Linked DNA regions of Homo sapiens: all the other regions are linked to region 2. A link is a contact called in ENCODE Hi-C or POLR2A ChIA-PET data. All regions are on one chromosome and are shown on one strand. The core of a region is the stretch at or near the end of the contact, and the rest is flanking DNA. Distances in the headings are between cores, read along the strand shown. Region 1 holds the start of IPCEF1 (interaction protein for cytohesin exchange factors 1). Region 2 overlaps RGS17 (regulator of G protein signaling 17). Region 3 overlaps IPCEF1 (interaction protein for cytohesin exchange factors 1).

What was found. A loop is a pair of places that touch in the nucleus more often than their neighbours do. ChIA-PET counts read pairs that join two places held with the same protein, here RNA polymerase II (POLR2A). Pooled maps may share reads with other maps.
Region 1: a map with no recorded cell type shows a loop between it and region 2 (8-fold over the local background). The contact joins the promoter of IPCEF1 here to the enhancer-like site in region 2. A Hi-C loop is called at or near these places in 6 of 37 single-sample maps with no recorded cell type and 2 of 50 pooled maps. POLR2A ChIA-PET finds 5 or more read pairs at or near these places in 1 of 52 experiments (MCF 10A).
Region 3: a pooled map shows a loop between it and region 2 (6-fold over the local background). The contact joins two enhancer-like sites. A Hi-C loop is called at or near these places in 4 of 37 single-sample maps with no recorded cell type and 2 of 50 pooled maps. POLR2A ChIA-PET finds 5 or more read pairs at or near these places in 1 of 52 experiments (T-cell).

The regions. Positions count from the first base shown.
Region 1 is chr6:154,355,546-154,358,323 of GRCh38, reverse strand. IPCEF1 (interaction protein for cytohesin exchange factors 1) reads left to right here and starts at 1,521. Exons shown (of 12, transcript NM_001130700.2): 1 at 1,521-1,652.
Region 2 is chr6:153,091,440-153,094,347 of GRCh38, reverse strand. All of the region lies in intron 1 of RGS17 (regulator of G protein signaling 17), which reads left to right. Among named protein-coding and RNA genes, the nearest start is that of RGS17, 38 kb to the left of the region's middle. Within about 2 kb of position 1,572, at least 6 of the 41 ENCODE cell types and tissues checked have a DNase peak (open chromatin) inside an H3K27ac peak, as active enhancers do.
Region 3 is chr6:154,248,128-154,250,907 of GRCh38, reverse strand. The region is part of intron 3 of IPCEF1 (interaction protein for cytohesin exchange factors 1); the gene reads left to right. Among named protein-coding and RNA genes, the nearest start is that of IPCEF1, 110 kb to the left of the region's middle. Within about 2 kb of position 1,272, at least 5 of the 41 ENCODE cell types and tissues checked have a DNase peak (open chromatin) inside an H3K27ac peak, as active enhancers do.

The sequences.
Region 1 (2,778 bases), core at 272-2,771, 1.3 Mb before region 2:
TCTTAGTCATTCAGGCTGTTATATCAAAACACCGTAGCCTGGGTGGCTTACAAACAAAAGACATTTATTTCTCACAGTTCTGGAGGCTGGACATCCAAGATCAAGGCGCCAGCAGATTCATTGTCTGGTGAGGACCTGCTTCCTCGTTCCTAGGTGACTGTCTTCTGGCCATGTCCTCATATGGTGGAGGGGTGGGCAGATCTCCAGGTTCTCTTTAATAAGAAAATTAATACCATTCATGAGGGCACTGTCCTCATGACCTAATCACTCCCCAAAGGTCCACCTCTAAATACAATCACATTGGGGATTAGGTTTCTATATATTCTATATATTCTATATATATATATATATATATATATATATATTTTATATATATATTATATATATATATTTTATATATATATTATATATATATATTTTATATATATATTATATATATATATTTTATATATATATATATTTTATATATATATTTTATATATATATTATATATATTATATATATTTTATATATATATTATATATATTATATATATTTTATATATATAATATATATATTTTATATATTATATATATATAATATATATAATATATATATTATATATATAATATATATATAATATATATATTATATATAATATATATATAATATATATATAATATATATATTATATATATATATTATATATATATATACACATACATATTTATTTATTTATTTATTTTGAGTTGGAGTCTTGCTCTGTCTCCTAGTCTGGAGTTCAGTGGTGCGATCTCGGCTCACTGCAACCTCTGCCTCCCAGGTTCAAGCAATTCTCCTGCCTCAGCCTCCTGAGTGGTTGGGATTACAGGCATCTGCCACCACGCCCAGCTGTATTCATTTCCCTAGAAGGTATAGAGAAACAAGAAGCTGGTGTTGAAAGGGAGATTGGGAGGGCAGGAATTTGTAATGAGATGGAATATCTCTGACTTTCAGCCTGCCATTTTCCTTTTCCAATGTGGGAAAGAAAAGTTTTGTGGTTAGAGACTCTTCTATGTCTACTGCAAAAGATGGCAGGCTAAGACTTATTTTTATCCTAAAATACGTTTTACAAATGTGTCTGTACCCTCTCTTTATTAGAGCATTATGAACGATTAGGAAAGGAGGAAAGAGGGAAATCTGAAAGAAGATTGAACCTAAAGAGGTTGAAGTGGCATTTCACCCAAAAATGCTGAGAATGACTCTGCAGATCATCTCACCCTCCATGCCTGTAAATGAACATCCTTGCCTCCAAAACAGGAAAGCAGAACCATGAACTGTTCCACCAATGTGCTCGGCAAATGAATACACTGGGCAGTGCTTAGTGATCAATGAACTCAGGCAGATGGGGTGTGCTTGCCTTACATGTACTGTGTCCTGGATATGGGCATCAAGGAAGGGTTTCATAACAATGAGAAGGAAGAACGTTAGGATTGAGGAAGTGGAGATGATACTTCCTCTTCTTTCGAAAGAGCTTTACTCTCTGATCAGCTTTGAATGTTAGTTCTGGGTTGACTGAGTTTCCAGAGCTGAGGCTGCTTTAAGTAGAATCCTCAAGCTTGGCCTCAGAGTACTATGAGGCTTCTGAATCCAGGAATAAGACTGCTCTTGGATTTACTCTCTTTGTATTGCATGTAAGTAACGTCACTTCTTGGCTGATGTATGAGAGGTAACTGCTTGACAGATCAAGATGGCAAAGCAATGGATACCCTAGCACTCTCCTTAGAGTAGTGAGGTAGGAAATATGACTTTGGGGATGTAATATTCACTCAGCTCTCTGTAATCTGGGAAGCCAGGTGCTAAAGATTCTTTAATTCTGTGAAAGCTTTGAAAGAGGAGAGAGTTGTGTACTCACTCTGCTTTTATGTTTCTTAAATGGGTGTTGTCTTGATAGGTGTTTAGACTGCAGACCACAGGTTTGATTTAGAAAAGCACAATTCAGCATGTATTTGGGTCCTGAGGAGTTCATTTGGGGAAGCACTCTGGGGCCGCCCTCTTTCGAGAAAGTGTGTTCTTTGCAAGGGAGCTTCCTTTGCATGGAGGCAGCTGGGGGACATTTTACACTTTGATAAAGGTCTCAGGCTTGCCAAAATATCTCTGGTATAAAAATGAAAGCTAGGTGTTGTTGGTTCAGAGTCTTTTAGTAAGGGTGTCTGGGGCACTTGATTTTTCTTTGCTGGGGTATATGTGAAAGTATTTAATTATAGAAGTCAGAATTATAACCCACTGAAGCATCTTTGACTACAGCAGTGGGCTCTATTAGTCTTGAGTGGCCTATGTGTTCCTAGTGCTGTCCTTGATAAAGTCTAATTTCTATCGAGTTATTTATTTTATGTAGAAAATTGAAACCGAGGGCTGGGCACAATGGCTCACACCTGTAATCCCAGTACTTTGGGTGACCACGGCGAGAGGATCACTTGAGGTCAGGAGTTTGAGACCAGCCTGGGGGCAAAATAATGAGACCTCATCTCTACAGGAAGAAAAAAAAAAAGAAAGAAAAGAAAATAGAAAATAGAATGCCGGGTGCGGTGGCTCACGCTTGTAATCCCAGCACTTTGGGAGCCCAAGGCGGGTGGATCATCTGAGGTCAGGAGTTCGAGACCAGCCTGGCCAACATGATGAAACCCCGTCTCTACTAAAAATACAAAAATTAACTGGGCGTGGGAGCATGCACCTGTAATCCCAGCTACCTGGGAAGCTGAGGCAGGAGAATTGCTTGAACCCGGGAAGCGGAGGTTGCAGTGAGCTGAGATTGCGCCA
Region 2 (2,908 bases), core at 323-2,822:
TTGCACTTCGGGAGGCTGAAGCGAGTGGATTGCTTGAGCCCAGGAGTTCAAAACCAGCCTGGCCAACATAGCAAAACCCCATCTCTGCTAAAAAAAATACAAAAATTAGCCGGGCGTGGTGGTATGTGCCTGTGGTCCCGGCTACCCAGGAGGCTGAGGCATGAGAATCGCTTGAACCCGGGAGGCAGAGATTGCAGTGAGCCAAGATCATGCCACTGCACTCCAGCCTGGGCGACAGAATGAGAGTCAGTCAAAAAAAAAAAAAGTTCAGTATAGATGTGTGTAATATATTTAGGCATAGTACATATGGAAAGCCTCCTCCATTGATGATACCAGATATTACATAATCGTATTTATATAATGCACTTTCATATACATTGTGACATTTGGGCCCGAGAACAATCCTGTGGGGTACTAGAGAATTTCATTCCTGTTTTCACAGTTGGGAAAACTAAGGCTAAGTAAATTTAAGTGACTTGTCAAAGATTACCCAGGGATTTAGTATAGGTAGGGCTGAAGTTCAAGTCCCCTGACTGCAAGATCAATGATCTTTTCACTAGAGCACTTTGAGTCTCCAGAAAGCTGCAAAAGGAAATTTATTGTATATTAATCCCCTTATCTACCAAGTCAAGATTGTGTTGAGTAGGTGCCATTCTGGGTGCCTTTCTGTTCTCTTTGACTACGTGGATTCTGTAAAGTGTGTGTACGATTTATCCTCCCCCTTAGGAACCTTGCCCGAAATGTATTCCAGTATTCTCACCACTTTTTCCCTTGTTTAGTCCTCATCCTTAAAGTAAGGCAAGAAATGATCATAATCAGGAGTTGAGTCCCTTGCCTGGTACTGAAGAAGCTTGTGGAAGATTGTGGAAGATAAAGTGAACATTTTCCTAGTGGAAAAAAGAAAGATGAACCAAACCAAGACTATAGTCGCAAATATTGCATTGACTTACAAAAAGGTTCACCACACTGGGTACCAGTGAGAAGTCATCCTTGGAGAACCATGAGTTTCAGAGATACAGAGAAAATCAGATCAGATTGATAATCTAAAATGCAGTTCATCTGCCTGTAGATAGCATGAACGCACCATAAAAAGAGCCATTGTTTTTATAGCCATTCACACAATAGCCACTGTTTTCATAGCCATTAAATAGCTATTAATGCAAACCTCTATTGTATTAATGACTATTCAAAATTAGAATCAAATGAGACACTAGATGTATGATATCTTAAAAAATAAAAGAATGTTTCAAGTACATAATACTTGGTTGGCAGACTAATTAATTCTTGATAATAATATTTCCTAAGTAGCATCTTTATGTTTTTTGGTTTCTTTAAGTTATTTTTAGTCTTTGTTAGGACTCTCTCCCCTGATAGAGGAAGCGTGGAAATTGAGTAATCTGAAGCCCTGGTAGTGTCAGGAGTTAGTCAGTCCATTTCCCCCCACCTTTCACTGGTTTTCAAATGAAAGCGAATCATAGAGGGAAATTGAAACCATAACTGCTTCTGTAACACTTTGTTCCTTAGGGGGTAGCTGGACTAAAAGGATGCACAACAGCAAAACGCACTTAAGTTACAAGTTATATGAGTCATCAGACACTGTTTGTATAATTCCAAAACATTCACAGGCTAAATTGAACCAGGATAATTTGTGAGCAATGTTCTGACCTCTAGCATTTCCAAGTCTTATTTGACTCTGTAGCTGAGAGGTATTTTTTAAGTGTGCCACTTTAGTTTTGTGGCATCCCAAGCCCATTCCGCACCAAGCCATATATAATTGTACATGTTTTATCCAAAAGGCAGAATGAGTAAAGATGGGACTGGAGGCGGGTGGAGACAAAAGGCACGCTGTGACAAAACAACCACATTAACTCACAGGCAGTTGCTTTAGAGAACTGATACCAAAATACTGTAGTTTCCTAGAGAGAGCTTCATGAAACATATTGGTAAGAAACTTCAGTGTCAAAAGCCAAACAGCAAACTCTCTTTTGACTTGTCCTAAAGCAGTGTTACCTGAGTCTTCAACTGCTTCCTTCAAAATCGTATAGTTAAATTTGTACCTTGGTGTTTAGATATATCAACATGACAGCATTTTATACAGGCAAAGAAGTACCCAAAGTGAACGGTTCTATGCCCCGTAAAATTTGAACACAGGACTTGTGTAGGTGGGTTTAAATAAGCTGAATTATGTCTATATTTTTAAAAGACAAAAATTCAAAGAGTAAGTCCAGTAATCTTTTGGAATTTTTTTAATGATTGGCTTAAGAGTTTCAGGTAGTAATAAATATAGTGGTAAATATCGATCTTGAGATATATCCAGCTGAATCTGGACATCGCATTTCTACTAGTTTTCCCAAAGGTGGGAATTTTTTTCTGTTTTATCTAAAAAGCTCGTGGCTTGATCTAAAGATGTGTCTGGTCAAATATTGATTAAAAATTGAGATTCTTGTTTTTCATTTCCCCAGATTTACAGAATATGATTAAATGGAAACAATGTTTTAAGGTCAAGTACTTTTATTACAATCTTTGAAGTATGCCGGCTGGGCATGGTGGCTCCTGCCTGTAATCCTAGCACTTTGGGAGGCCAAGGCGGGCAGATCACTTGAGGTCAAGAGTCCGAGACCAGCCTGGGTAACATGGAGAAACCCCGTCTCTACTAAAAATACAAAAATTAGCCATGTGTAGTGGCACACATCTGTAACCTCAGCTGCTCAGGAGGCTGAGGCAGGAGAATTGCTTGAACCCAGGAGACAGAGTTTGCAGTGAGCCAAGATTGCACCTGTGTGCAATCCTGTGTGACAGAGCCTGTGTGACAGAGCCTGTGTACTCCAGCCTGTGTGACAGAGTGAGACTCCGTCTCAAAAAAAAAAAAAAATCTGTAAAGTATGGATGTTAAGTGTCATATCTTTGC
Region 3 (2,780 bases), core at 23-2,522, 1.2 Mb before region 2:
TTTGAAACTGTCAATGATGTGAGGGTTTCTACCACAGAAATTGACAAAAGCCACCAGTTAGGGCTCCTGCAACCAGAGAGCCCATTTTACCAGCATATCACTGTATAGTTTTTGCTAAAGATTAGGATCACTATGAAGTCTGATGTAATGACAGAGCATCTTACTGTGAATTTTAATACATCTTGGGGTAAATTTTGCCTGCAAGGTTTAACAACTACTATATGGATTATAAGTCAATATAACAGTTACCCGTAACCTGGGCGTTAGCCCCAACATTCAATATCAAAGGAGTTTCCTTTGTATATTTTCTACTGGGTCTTTTGTATATTTCCATGTGTTTTTGAGTGATTCGTGGCCAAATGAAGTTTTTGAACCATCTTTTAAAAAGTTAAAGAAAAATACACTTCTTCAATGAAAAAGAAATACATATTTTCAAAGAAAAATTTCCCCTCAACTTTAGAAGTAAGTTAGGGCAAAATCAGATTTTTAGAATAATTTTTTAGTTTTACCTATAACATTCAAACTGGAAGAAAATAGAATGAGAAAATATCTTACTAGGCTCTGAATATTTATGATGATAGCAAGTTATAATTTCCCCTATTGAAAAACCATCTCATAAAATGCTCAACTGGTTGCTTGCTTTTTTTTTTTTTTTACTTACCTAGCGAAAAACCACATGCAAGATCATTTTGAAACGGACTAGTTCACGGGTTCCACTTCCTGTTGTGAGGAGTAAAATCTATCTTAGATGCAATAAAGTTCTCAAAGATTGTTTTCACTGTCTCATATAAACCAATTTAGGTTTCAAATTCATGTATGTTAGGTGAAACTGAAACTCCCTGAATTTGTTATTTCTATAATATGCAGTCTGTTTCTGGTCAGGGAAAACAGTTTTAACAGTTAATAATTTGCTTTAAGAGAATTATTGTCAGAACAGGGTTGACTCAATGACTCAATAACTAAGCTCCCTCCCCCACTTAAAAACAAACAAAAAAAAAGCCTTTCTTTGAGTTGGGTGCCTGTTCTGCTTGAGGTATTGTTCTCATCCCATCCTAGGCATAAGAACGTGGTGTAGACCAAGGGTTGGTCTTGGGCAGAATTGAGACAAAGCTCACATTTTGGGGCTTTCCCTGGAAGTAGCCCTAAGGTGGAGCCGGAGGGCTCCAGTCCCACTGGGTGCTCACAAGGAATGGGTGGAGGATACTCACTGGTACCCAGCTGGGAGCGATGGAAGGAGCATCACTTCCTCTCTGCCTTGGCTGATCCCATCGCTGCCCTCCAGGGACTTTCCTCTCATTTGTTCATCTGAAGGCTGCTCTTCTTGTTTGAACTAATGTAATTTCATCTTGTTCATTGGAGGCCTGAGCACTCTAGGAATGACTGTTAACAACGCCCTTTTCTCCCTATTCCCCTGGTTCTTGGTTTGTCTCAAGTGCTTGCTAGGGACTCCTGGACCCCAGATTTCCCAAATCTTACCCAGCATCTACATTCACGAATTCTCTTCTTTGTCTTTAGTCCTGGCTCTCAGCTAAAATTTAGCCACTCAAATAATATACATATTTGGGCAAAAATATTTTGCCAATAGGTACTAGTTGGGTTTTACTGATCTCAGAGAATTGGCATATCAAAAAAAGGTCCCAGGAGATGATTTGAGGGAATGATAGGAACTTTAGAACACAAGACAGGTCAGTGTGGGAGATATTTGTGAAGTGAGGCTGAGACTAGGTCCTTTTCATGATAACTTGCCTGGATTTTAGTAACATGCCATGATTATAACATGTCTATCTTTGCTTAAAATTTAAGGTAATTACTGCCATCTTTATGGATGATTAATTTTGGGGGGGATAAATTTTACTCTAACATTGGTCAGATGAAATGTCAGTGCAATATTTCTTGGGATCTATATTTCCCAGGAAATATAATTTAAACACTTTAGCTTCGTTGTAATTGCTGAAGGATACATAAATCATACTTATAAAAATTATGATTTTTTTCTGTTTATTAGATATAAAGTATTTGTTTATCTCAACGATATAATATTATATTACACATACTCATATAAAGGGATGTTGTTTAGTTCTCAGAGGATTTTCACAAATAAATCTTGTAAAATCTTTATAAGACCTATAGGATTAGAATTATTATCAATATCTTCATTTTATAAATGAAGAAGCAGATTCAGAGAGTGCTATTTTCTTGGGCACCACAGCTACTAATTATAATAGCCAGGAATTGGTTCCAGGCCTCTGGATTTAAAGACCTTCTCCTCTTTTCACTATGTCATATCCCTTCTTCAAACATACAGTAGAACCATATACAATAGCTATCAGATCAATAGTTAGATATGTAGACTATAAGCCAGGAACCTCTAGAAAACATTATAAAATGCTGTACTAAGATTACATACCAAATTTTGGAACTGCTTTTCATTTTCACACGTTTTTTCCCCTGAGTTCTCTACCTGTTAACGGAAAAGGTTGTCTTTCAAATTTAAATCAGTTCAGCTTAGATATTTGTAAAGAAAAAACAAATAGAACTTCTTTAAGCAAAATTTTTTTTCTCTCTCTCTACACACACACACACACACACACACACACACACGTATTTTAAAGCACTTAAAAATATTTTTTATTTTTGCTGATAGTCTGATTGTATGTTTGTTTAAAATGTATTGTGGAAAAAATGTATATTTCATATATGTTGTCTTATGTCTGATTTGAAGAGCTAGTACAGAATAGTAGGTGGTAACTAATTTATCTTCCATAAAACGTGAGAAATAT